Linked DNA regions of Homo sapiens: region 2 is linked to region 1. Evidence: read pairs that join two places in POLR2A ChIA-PET (ENCODE). Cell type or tissue: GM12878. All regions are shown on one strand. Links, peaks and the distances in the headings refer to the core of each region. The heading gives the core; the rest is flanking DNA.

Region 1 (6,343 bases), core at 2,417-4,916:
ATTGAAGACCTTTGCAGTATTACACTTCCACTTCCCTTTTCATCCTTTAAGCTAGTGCTTTCATACATTTCACTCTTATATATGCTGTAGGCCCCACAATATATAATTTTTTTGTCTTGAACAAAGTCTTTTCAAGCGATTTTAAAAAAATTAAGAGGTTTTTGTATTTATCTGTATGTTTGCCATTTCAAGCACTTTCATTGCTCTCTTGAGATTTGAGTTTCCTTCTTGTATCACTTTTCTGCCTTCTGAAGAAATTTTACTAATTTTTTTGCAGTGCAGAGCTGTTTGCAACTAATCTTTTGGATTTGATCTGTATAAAAAACTTTTTTATTTTACCTTCGTTTTGTAGGATTTTTCCCCTGATAAATATAGAATTCTAACTCAACAAGTTTTTATTTTGTTTGTATATTTATTTGCTTTTGAAATTTTGTCTTTATTACTGTTTTCCTGCAAATCAGTTATGATGTACCTGTGTGTGAGAAATCACTGAGCTTCTTTGATTTATGGGTTTATACTTTTAATAAAATTTAGAAAACTAATAGTCATTATTTCCTTTTTATCATGACTTTATTGAATTATAATTGATATATAATAAACCACATAAATTTAAAGTGGACATTTTGCTGTTTTTATATATACACACATATATATGTACACACACACACACACACACACACACACACCCTATGAAATTGCCACTGTATTTAAGATAGGAAACATAGTTATTATTCCCAAAAGCTTTTTCACTCCCTTTTGTAATCCCTACATCCCACCCCTACACATTTCATCCTCAGGCAACCCCTGTTCTACTTTCTGTTGCTGTAAGTTAGTTTGCATTTTCTGAAATTTTATACAAATAAAATCATACAGTTTCTTCTTTGGTTCCAATTATTTCACTCAGCATAACTATTTGAGGTTCACCTTTTTTTTTTGTTTTTATCAATCATTTACTTGTTTTTATTGCTGAATAGTATTCCATTGTATGGATATTTGTTTATCCATTCTCCTGTTGATAAATATTTGGGTTGTTTCTAGTTTGGAACTATTACAAATAAAGATGCTGTGAGCATTTGAGTACAAGTCTTGGTATGGATGTATGGCTTTCATTTTTGTTGGATAAATACTTATCAGTGGGAAGCTGGGTGATACATTTTGAAAGAAACGTTCAAACTCTTGTCCACAGGGGTTGGACCATTTTACATCCCCCAACCCAGACTGTGTATGAGAGTTTCAGTTCTTACATATTTTTGCCTACACTTAGTATGGTAAGACTTTTAGGTTTTAGGCATTCCAATACATATGCAGTGGCGTCTCGTTATGATTTTAATTTGCTTTCCCTTTGAACAATGACCTAGAACATCTGTGCATGTGCTCATTTATCATCCACAAATCTTCCTGATGTGTTCAAATATTTTTCTCATTACAGTATTTTTCTTTGTTTTATTATTAATGGGTCTAGAGAGTTTTTATATATTGTGAATACAATTTCTTTATAAGATAAGTGATTTGCAAATATTTTGTACCATTCTGTGGCTGCTTTTTCATTGTTTTAACAATATTTCTCAAAGAGAAGTTTTTAATTTTTTATGTTCAATTTACCTTTTTAAAAAACAATCATGCTTTTGATGTTATATCTAAAAATATCTCTGCTTAATTCAAGGTTATGAATAGTTTCTCTTGTTTTCTTCAAGAAGTTTTATAGTTTATATTTTATAATTAGGTCTATAATCCATTGTGAGTTAATTTTTACATGGTATGAGGTATAGATACGAGTTTTTTATTTTTATTTTTTTACCTATAGATGTAGAATTGTTCCATATCATTTGTTGTAAGACTATCCCTTCTCCACTGAATTGCCTTTGCAGCTTGGTGAAAAATTGATTGACCACATCTGTGTGCTTCTGTTTCTGGGCTGACTATTCATTGCATTGACCTATTTATTCATTTGGATGCAAGTCTTGACTACTGTAGTTTTATAATATGTCTTAAGATCCGGTGACATTAGTTCTTAACCTTAGTTTTTCTTTTTGAAAGTTGTTCCAGTTTTTTGAGGTCCTTTTGATTTCCATATGAATCTTAGAATCAGTTTGTCAATTACTACAGAAAAAATTCTGCAATTTTGAGATTATGTTGGCACCGCGCACAAATTTTGGGAGAAATAACATCTTGACAATATTGAGTCTTTTGACCCCCTGTCATGGTACATCTCTCAGTTCATCTAGGCTTTCTTTAATTTCTCTCAACAATGTTTTGTATTTTCCAATGTGTAAATCTTACCCATCTTTTGTCAGATTTATCATTAAATATTTAACATTTTGTGCTACTGAAAATGGTACTTAAAAATTTTTGTGAACTTGTGGAGAACGTATATTCTGCATCTGTCAGGTGTAGTGTTTTATAAATGTCAATTAGCTCAAGCTTGTGGATAATGATGTCATGTCTTCTATTTTTAACTGATATTTTTCTCTGATTGTCTTTACTGATGTGTTGTTCATATTGCGATATGGTTTACTTCTCCTAATTCTTTTTTCTTTTTACCTTTGCTTTTGGTGATTTGAAGCTCTGTTATTAGGTACACACATATTTAATTATGTCTTTCTGATGAGTTGAGCCTTTTAACATTATGAAATATCTCTATTTCTGGTAATACACTACGTTTTGAAGTCTGTTTTTTCCTGATATTAATAAACTCACTCTAGTCTTAGTTTTGCATGGTACATTTACTATCAACCTATTTGTGTCTTTATATTTAATATGGATCTTTTGTAGACAGTATATAGTTTTTTCTTGATTTTTCATTCTTTTTCTATCAGCCCATTTACCCCCATTCTTCATAGCACACTTTTAATGTGCCTTATATCTACATTGATTACCTACCCTATAAGAGAATATAATAATTTTTGCTTAGCCCTATGTATTTTAAAGAAATTAATAGTAAATTAATAATCACTTCATTTACTATTTCTGAAGCTCTTTATTCCTTTCTGAAGTTCCCTGTTTCCATAAGGTATAATATATGTTCATCCTGAAGAATTTCCTTTAACATTCCTTACAGTACCTGTCTGCTGCACGTGAATAGTTTTTTAAATCTGAGTTTTTAAATCTTTGTTTTGCTTTCACTATGGAAGGATATTTTAATGATTTTAGAAATCTAGGCTGACAGTTTATTTTCATTCCGCCCTTTAAAAATCTTGCTGCCCTGTCTTCTGGCATCTAAAAATGCTGGTGAGAAATCAGCAGTGATTTAAGTCTTCGTCTTGTGTGTGTCATGTGTCATTTTTACCTGGCTGTGCTCTCTTTTTATCTTGATCTTTGGTCTTTGGCAGCTTGATGTTAATCTTCCTAATTGTGGTTTTCTTAGAGTGTATCCTGCTTGTAGGTTTTCTGAGATCCTTGAATCTGAAAATGTACATCTTTCACTACACTTGGGGACTTACCTGCTACTATATCTTCGGATTTTTTTTCTGCTACTTTTTTTTCTCATTTCTTCTTCTGGAGCTCCTATTACAGATATATAAGCCTTTTGATATTGTCCCATAGGTTCCTGAGATTCTGTTCATTTTTTTAAAAATTTCCCTCTTTCTTCTTTATATTGAGCAATTTCAAATGATCTGTCTTCCATTTTAATTCATTTGTCATTGCCGTTCTGCTGTTAAGCCAACCCGGTACATTTGTATTTTCAGATACTGTATTTTTCAATGTTAGTTTCTCACTGGGTTCTTTTTAGTAGTTTCTTTTTCTCTGCTAATATGTCCCATCTTTTTATTTATTGTGAGTGTGTTTTCTTTGCTCTAAGCATAGCTGGAATGGCCGCCTTACAGCCCACATCTGCTGTCTCCGCACTGGCGCCTCAGGGCTTAGGTTGGTTGGTTGTCCTGTTCTTTGAGATTGGGTCACGTTTCTCTGTTCTTCATGTAGGACGTAGGAGCCTCTGGGGTGCACGTTCTCGCAGTGAATGCTGGTGGTTTCCCTTTGGTGCTGTCTGGTTGGGTCTGACTCACATGTGAACTCTGTCTCCTGGGTGGCAGCCTCTGTTTTGGTTCAGTTCAGTCCTTGGCTAAGCTGCTTTGGGTCACTCCACACCTGGTGATCCTGGTGTTAACCAGTGACGTGACATGGATAGAGCTTATGTACAGAATTTGGGGTTCCTCTTCATGTCTCTTCTCTTTTTAGGGCTCCCCCTTACCCTTCAGTGGATTTTCTGTCATAGTGTTTGCCACTCTGTGCTGTTCTAACCTCTGGCTCAAAGCTACAAAATGGGACAGTTCCCTGTGTATATCTCTTCTTACAAGGTTTACCTCCCATCCCCAATTTGCCAGCTTTTGTTCATTCTCCAAGATAGGTCATCAAAACATTAAAAAAAAAAAAAATTCTCAGGGATCTTGTCTAGTAGCAGCTTACACAGACACAGCCAAAGTGCAAAACTCCAAACTTATGTTTTTAAAAATGCCTGTTCTCTCTCCAGATATCTTAATGCACTTCACAAATGTTTAAAAAACGGAATCAACTGTAACTCTTTCACTTTCACTTTTAGTTCTCATCTAAGATAAACTACCATATAAATTGAGTTGAAAATCCACACTGATGAACTATTTAATAGGAAACAATATGGGTACTTGCCTACAATTTAGGCTTTTTCTGATTTCCAGAAAGGCTACAAATGAAAATGTTTGCTCAGACGTTTACTTTGTACCTGAAATAAGAAGGATGTGGTCCATCTGGTCACTGTGGCCCTGTTTGTGGTAGGGCTGGTGTCAGTATTCTAGCATCAGCGGTGACCTGGGTACTTTAACATGAATTATCTTCTTGTTTATTAACTCCATAAGGAAGTGTTAATCCCAGTTTTCAGAGGAGGACGTTGAATCTCTGCAGGTTGCACAACACACCCCCAGGTGTCGGAGGAGGCCAGGAACAGCACTGAGGTTGGAAACCAGGTTTATGCCTCGAAATCCTGTGCCCGTCCCACCACAGGCACTACCTCTCAAACTTCCAGGTTCTAAATTTGTTGGTTTTGTTCACTGTATGACAGTTGTAGATAGAAATTTAAAAAACGGAAAAGGTTGCCACAAAGCCCTCCTCATTTAATAAAATCTGTGACTCGAGTCTTCTCTTCTGAGCTGGGGTCGGAAGATGGCTCTTTCCCCAGGATGGAGCTCCTTTCAAGGGACACAGCTGCGGTTCCAGGGTCTGCCCGAGTGAGCCTCAGGGTTGGGGGATTCTGTAGTTTGTAGTTTGCTCGTGTTTGCATGGAACTCATGGCAGAGTTTTCCCTTGGCCCGTGTACTCGCTGCTTAGGGCTATCGTAACAAATTACCACAAAGCGGGGGTCTTAAAACAACAGAAATATGTCGTCTCACAGTTCTGGAGGTCAGAAGTCTGAGATCAAGGTGTGGGCAGGGCTGGTTTCTTGAGGGCTCTAAGGGACGGTCTGACCCAGGCCTCTCCCAGCTCCCGCCGCCCCGCCACCCGAGTTCGCGTGGCTGCTCTCCTGTGTCTGTGTCTACAGTTGCCCTCTTCTTTTTCGGATAAGGACCTCAGTCATGGGATTTAACGCCACCTTAAATCCAGGATGATCTCATCTCGAGATGCCCCTCCTAATTACAGCTACAAAGACCCTGTTTCCAAATAAGGTCACATTCACAGGTACCAGAAGTTAGGACTTGGACACATCTTTGTGGGGCCACTCCCCAACTCTACAGCCATCCAATCTCGTACAATTTGGGCAAAATCCATGACAGATGTTAGCGATGAAGTGTGGTCCCTGCTGGCTGTCCATGCCCCCTTTGCCACCTACTTCTCCTTGCTGTGGAGGGCAGAGCTAAGGCTCCCTCCTCGTGGCGCTGGGGAGTTCTGATGGCGGTCCAGGGCCCTCGCCACCATCACCTGAGCGCTCATGTTGCCCACACAGCCGGCCTCGCCGCCAAAGCCTTTCTCCCTCGGACTTCAGGTGGAGAGGCTGCTGCGGTCTCTCCCCCTCCCTCTGGGCTCTGGCCTCTCCTCCTTGTCTTGGCTGATGGCTCCCCCTCATCCAGCTCTGAATGTGGCTCCCTCCACGCCCCTTCCCTCTCTTCTCTGCACACCCTCGTCCTGTGTGCTCTGGACCACGCCTGTGCCTTACACACTGCTTGCCCATGGGTGACGCCTGCATCCGCGTCTGACCTCCTTCTGAGCTCAGATGCACACGTCTGGCAGTGATTTCATGCTTCCGCTTGGAGGTCTGTCTTAGTCTGCTCAGGCTGCTGAAGTAGAAGCCACCATAGGCTTGTGGCTTAAACAACAGACGCTTTTGCTCACAGTTCTAGAGCCTGGAAGTCCAAGCTCAAGGCATGGTAGATTTGCT
Region 2 (6,343 bases), core at 2,616-5,115, 87 kb after region 1:
CTCCAGCTGCATGGCCTTAAACTGGAACATCAGCTCCTAGGCCCTCAAACAGGAACATCAGCTCCCCACAGGGTCTCCAGCTGCACGGCCCTCAAATTGCAACATCAGTTCCCCTACTGGGTCTCCAGCTGCACCACCTCAAACTGCAACATCAGCTCCCTGCTAGGTCTCCAGCAGCATGGCCCTCAACCTGGAACATCAGCTCCCACCCACCCGGGTCTCCAGCTCCACGGCCCTCAACCGGCAACACTGGCTCCCCACCGGTCCTCCAGATGCACGGCCCTCAAACTGGAACATCAGCTCCACCCCGGGTATCCAGCTGCACGGCCCTCAAACTGGAACATCAGCTCCCCACCAGGTCTCCAGATGCACGGCCCTCAAACTGGAACATCAGCTCCCCGCTGGGTCTCCAGCTGCACGGCCCTCAAACTGGAACATCAGCTCCCCGCCGGGTCTCCAGGTGCACGGCCCTCAAACTGGAACATCAGCTCCCCGCCAGGTCACCAGCTGCACGGCCCTCAAACTGGAACATCAGCTTCCCGCCGGGTCTCCAGCTGCATGGCCCTCAAATTGCAACATCAGCTCCCAGCAGAGTCTCCAGCTGCACGGCCATCAAACTGGAACATCAGCTCCCCCGCGGGTCTCCAGCTGCACAGACCTCAAACTTGAACATCAGCTCCCTGCCGGGTCATCAACTGCACGGCCCTCAAACTGGAACATCAGCTCCACCCCTGGGTCTCCAGCAGCATGGCCCTACAACTGGAACATCAGCTTCCCCCCCGGGTCTCCAGCTGCACAGCCCTACAACTGGAACATCAGCTCCCTGCCGGGTCTGCAGCTGCATGGCCCTCAAATTGGAACATCAGCTCCCCGCCAGGTTCAAATTGTTCCAGTTTGAGGGCCGTGCAGCTGAAGACCCGGTGGGGAGCTGATGTTCCAGTCTGAGGGCTGTGCAGCTGGATACCCGGTGGGGAGCTGAAGTTCCAGTTTGAGGGCTGTGAAGCTGGAGACCCGGTGGGGAGCTGATGTTCCAGTTTGAGGGCCATGCAGCTGGAGACTCAGTGGTAGCCGATGTTGCAGTTTGAGGGCCGTGCAGCTGGAGACCCGGGTGGGAACCGATGTTCCAGTCTGGGAGCCATGCAGCTGGAGGCACTGCGGGGAGCAGATGTTCCAGTTTGATGTTCCCCCCTGGGTCTCCAGGTGCACGGCCCTCAAACTGGAACATCAGCTCCCCACCGGATCTCCAGCTGCACAGCCGTCAACATCAGCTCCTCCCCGAGTCCTCAGCTGCGCAACCCTCAAGTTAGAACATCAGCTTCTCCCCAAGTCTTCAGCTGTGCGACCCTCAATCTAGAACATCAGTTCCTCTCTGGGTCTGCAGCTGCAAGACCCTGAAACTACATCAGCTTCTCTCTGGGTCTGCAGCTGCAAGACCCTCAAACTACAACATCAGCTTCCCTCCAGGTCTCCAGTTCCGTGACCCTAAATCTAGAACATCAGCTCCTCCGAGTCTCCAACTGAAAGACCCACAACGCAAACAACTTCAGCTCCTCCACAAGTCTTCAGCTGCACGACGCTCAATCTAGAACATCAGCTCCTCTCCGGGTCTGCAGCTGCAAGACCCTCAAACTACAACGTCAGCTCCTCTCCGGGTTTTCACCTCCATGACCCTCAATCTAGAACATCAGCTCCTCCCTGAGTCTCCAGCTGAAAGACCATCAAAGTGAACATCATCAGCTCCTCCCCGAGTCTTCAGCTGCACGATGTTCAATCTAGAACATCCGCTCCTGTCTGGTTCTCCAGCTGCACGACCCTCAAACTACAACCTCAGCTCTTCCCCGAGTCTTCTGCAGCATGATCCTCAATCTAGAACATAAGCTCCTCTCTGGGTGTCCAGCTGTAGGGACCTCAAATTAGAACGTCACCTCCTCCCAGAGTCTTCAGCTGCACGACCCTCAATCTATAACATCAGCTCCTCTCCGGGTTTCCAGCTCCATGACCCTAAAAATACATGAGCAGCTCCTCCCTGAATCTTCAGCTGCACAACCTCAAATTACAACATCAGCTCCTGTCTGCATCTCCAGCTGCAGGGCCCTCAAACTAGAATATGAGCTCCTCCCCGAGTCTTCAGCTGCACGACCCTCAAACTAGATCATCAGTTCCTGTACAGATCTCCAACTGTAGGGCCCTCAAACTAGAACATCAGCTTCTCCCCGAGTTTGCAGCTGCAAGACCCTCAAATTACAACCTCAGCTCCTCCCGGAGTCTTCAGCTGCACGACCCTCAATCTCGAACATCGGATCCTCTCCGGGTCTGCAACTGTAGGGCCCTCAAACTATAACATCAGCTCCTCTCCGGGTCTGCAGCTGTAAGGCTCTCAATCTAGAAATTCAGCTCCTCCCCGAGTCTTCTGCTGCACGACCCTCAACCTAGAACCGCAGCTCCTACCCGAGTCTTCAGCTGCATGACCCTCAATCTAGAAAATCAGCTCCTCTCCAGGTCTGCAGCTGCAAGACCCTCAAACTAGAACATGACCTTCTCTCCAGGTCTCCAGTTCCATGACCCTAAATCTAGAACATCAGCTCCTCCCTGAGTCTCCAACTGAAAGACCCTCAAGGCGAACAACATCACCTCCTCCCCAAGTCTTCAGCTGCAAGACCCTCAAACTAGAACATCAGATCCTCTCCAGGTCAGCAGCTGCAAGACCCTCAAACTAGAACATCAGCTCCTCTCCAGGTCTGCAGCTGCAAAATACTCAAACGAGAACATCAGCTCCTCTCCAGGTCTGCAGTTGCAAGACCCTCACACTAGAACATCACCTCCTCTACAGGTCCACAGCTGCAAGACCCTCAATCTAGAACCTCAGCTCCTCCCCGGGTTTTCAGCTGCAAGACCATCAAACTAGAACCTAAGCTCCTCCCCGAGTCTTCAGCTGCAAGACCCTCAATCTAGAACCTCAGCTCCTCCCTGGGTCTTCAGCTGCATGACCCTCAATCTAGAACCTCAGCTCCTCCCTGGGTCTTCAGCTGCATGACCCTCAATCTAGAACATCAGCTCCTATCCAGGTCTGCAGCTGCATGTCCCTCAAACTAGAACATCAGCTCCTCTCCAGGTCTCCAGCTGCATGACCCTCAAACTAGAACATCAGCTCCTCTCCAGGTCTCCAGCAGCATGACCCTCAAACTAGAACATCAGCTCCTCCCCGGGTCTTCAGCTGCATGACTCCAAAATTAGAACCTCAGCTCCTCCCCGAGACTTCAGCTGCACGATCCTCAATCTAGAACATCAGCTCCTATCCAGGTCTGCAGCTGCAAGATTCTCAAATCAGAACATCAGCTCCTCTCCGAGTCTGCAGCTGCACGACCCTCAAACTAGAACATCAGCTCCTCTCAGGAACTGCAGCTGCAAGACCCTCAAACTAGAATATCAGCTCCACTCCGGGCCTGCAGCTGCAAGACCCTCAATCTAGAACCTCAGCTCCTCCCCGGGTCTTCAGCTGCATGACCCCCAAATTAGAACCTCAGCTCCTCCCCGAGTCTTCAGCTGCATGACCCTCAATCTAGAACATCAGCTCCTATCCAGGTCTGCAACTGCACGTCCCTCAAACTAGAACATCAGCTCCTCTCCGGGTCTGCAGCTGCAAGATTCTCAAATCAGAACATCAGCTCCTCTCCGAGTCTGCAGCTGCATGACCCTCAAACTAGAACATCAGCTCCTCTCTGGAACTGCAGCTGCAAGACCCTCAAACTAGAACATCAGCTCCTCTCCGGGTCTGCAGCTGCACGACCCTCAATCTAGAACCTCAGCTTCTCCCCAGGTCTTCAGCTGCATGACCCCCAAATTAGAACCTCAGCTCCTCCCCGAGTCTTCAGCTGCATGGCCCTCAACCTAGAACATCAGCTCCTATCCAGGTCTGCAGCTGCACGTCCCTCAAACTAGAACATCAGCTCCTCTCCAGGTCTCCAGCTGCACGACCCTCAAACTAGAACATCAGCTCCTCTCCGGGTCTGCAGCTGCAAGATTCTCAAATCAGAACATTAGCTCCTCTCCGAGTCTGCAGCTGCATGACCCTCAAACTAGAACATCAGCTCCTCTCTGGAGCTGCAGCTGCAAGACCCTCAATCTAGAACCTCAGCTCCTCCCCGGGTCTTCAGCTGCATGACCCCAAAATTAGAACCTCAGCTCCTCCCCAAGTCTTCAGCTGCACGACCCTCAATCTAGAACATCAGCTCCTGTCCAGGTCTGCAGCTGCAAGATTCTCAAATCAGAACATCAGCTCCTCTCCGAGTCTGCAGCTGCACGACCCTCAAACTAGAAACATCAGCTCCTCTCCGGAACTGCAGCTGCAAGACCCTCAAACTAGAATATCAGCTCCACTCCGGGTCTGCAGCTGCACTACCCTCAATCTAGAACCTCAGCTCCTCCCTGGATCTTCAGCTGCACGACCCCCAAATTAGAACCTCAGCTCCTCCTCGAGTCTTCAGCTGCTTGACCCTCAATCTAGAACATCAGCTCCTATCCAGGTCTGCAGCTGCACGTCCCTCAAACTAGAACATCAGCTCCTCTCTGGGTCTGCAGCTGCACGACCCTCAAACTAGAACATCAGCTCCTCTCCGGAACTGCAGCTGCAAGACCCTCAAACTAGAATATCAGCTCCTCTCCGGGTCTGCAGCTGCATGGCCCTCAATCTAGAACCTCAGCTCCTCCCCGGGTCTTCAGCTGCATGACCCTCAAACGAGAATATCAGCTCCTCTCCAGGTCTCCAGCTGCACGACCCTCAAACTAGAACCTGCACGACCCTCAAACTAGAACATCAGCTCCTCCCTGGGTCTGCAGCTGGAAGATCCACTAACTAGAACATCAGCTCCTGCCGGGTCTGCAGCTCTGTGACCCTCGATCAAGATTACCAGCTCTTCCCTGAGTCTCCAGCTGAAAGACCCTCAACGTGAACAACATCACCTCCTCCCCGAGTCCTCAACTGCACGACCCTCAAACTACAACATCTCCTCCTCCCCGAGTCTGCAGCTGCACGACCATCAATCTAGAACATCAGCTCCTCTCCGGGTCTGCAGCTATAAGAACCTAACCGTAGAAGATCAGCTCCTCCGTGGGTCTGCAGCTGGAAGATCCACTAACTAGAACATCGGCTCCTGTCCAGGTCTCCAGCTCCATGACCCTCAATCAAGATTATCAGCTCCTCCCTGAGTCTCCAGCTGAAAGACCCTCAATGCGAACAACATCAGCTCCTCCCCGAGTCCTCAGCTGCATGACCCTCAAATACAACATCAGCTCCTCCCCGAGTCTTCAGCTGCACGACCCTCAATCTAGAACATCAGCTCGTCTCCGGGTCTGCAGCTGCAAGAACCTAAAACTAGAACATCAGCTCCTCCCTGGATCTGCAGCTGGAAGATCCATTAAGTAGAATATCAGCTCCTGTCCGGGTCTCCAGCTCCATGACCCTCAATCAAGATTATCAGCTCCTCCCTGAGTCTCCAGCTGAAAGACCCTCAAGGCGAACAACATCAGCTCCTCCCCGAGTCCTCAACTGCATGACCCTCAAACTACAACATCTCCTCCCCGAGTCTGCAGCTGCATGCCCCTCAATGTAGAACATCAGCTCCTCTCCAGGTCTGCAGCTGCACGACCCTCAATGTAGAACATCAGCTCCTCTTCAGGTCTGCAGCTGCAAGACCCTCAAACTAGAACATCAGGTCCTCTCCAGGTCTGCAGCTGCAAGACCCTCAAACTAGAACATCAGGTCCTCTCCAGGTCTGCAGCTGCAAGACCCTCAAACTAGAACATCAGCTCCTCTCCAGGTCTCCAGCTGCACGACCCTCAATCTAGAACATCAGCTCCTCTCCGGGTCTGCAGCTGCAGGGCCCTCAAGGTGGAACATCAGCTCCTCCCCAAGCTAGAACACCTCTCCCACCTGGATCTCCAGCTCCACGACCCTCACAGAACAATCCCTTCTCATGAAATTCAGCAGTCAAGAAATCTGCAGCGGAAGTAAATGAATAAATGTTTTGTTTTCAAATCGATATCTCTTTTATGTTCGTGAGTTAACTTTTCTACTTTCCATTAGCCTTGCAATCTACTTATGTCCAATGTGAAATAGAAACACACCATTTGAAATCACGTTTAAAATCTTAGTAATATTTTTAAATAAAATCATCACACAGCTGTAGACACGATCTTATTTCTCTCTGCCTGTGCAGAAATCTTATGAAAATTCGAACTATGAATTTACTTTGTTGAGATTCCCAGAATACACATTAATCCCAACTGTTACTCCCCTCCTTAAAATCTTTTAACATATTCCCATCACCTGAGCATAAATGCCAGC

What was found. Peaks named below come from ENCODE experiments on the same cell type or tissue, not always from the same donor. Only the 100,000 strongest peaks of a DNase experiment are listed, where the experiment ranks them.
Region 2: POLR2A ChIA-PET joins it to region 1 with 7 read pairs; 5 of 35 experiments call an interaction of 5 or more read pairs at or near these places.

Annotation. Positions count from the first base shown.
Region 1 is chr5:1,532,535-1,538,877 of GRCh38, forward strand. No RefSeq gene overlaps it. Among named protein-coding and RNA genes, the nearest start is that of LPCAT1, 12 kb to the left of the region's middle. RefSeq lists a silencer at 3,783-3,920. In GM12878, for the core only: no CTCF peak of the experiment used is centred there; a DNase peak (open chromatin) is centred at 3,977; H3K4me3 peaks cover 1,648 bases; H3K27ac peaks cover 1,122 bases.
Region 2 is chr5:1,619,150-1,625,492 of GRCh38, forward strand. It overlaps the pseudogene PDCD6P1 and the pseudogene LOC112267946. Among named protein-coding and RNA genes, the nearest start is that of MIR4277, 87 kb to the right of the region's middle. In GM12878, for the core only: no CTCF peak of the experiment used is centred there; no DNase peak of the experiment used is centred there.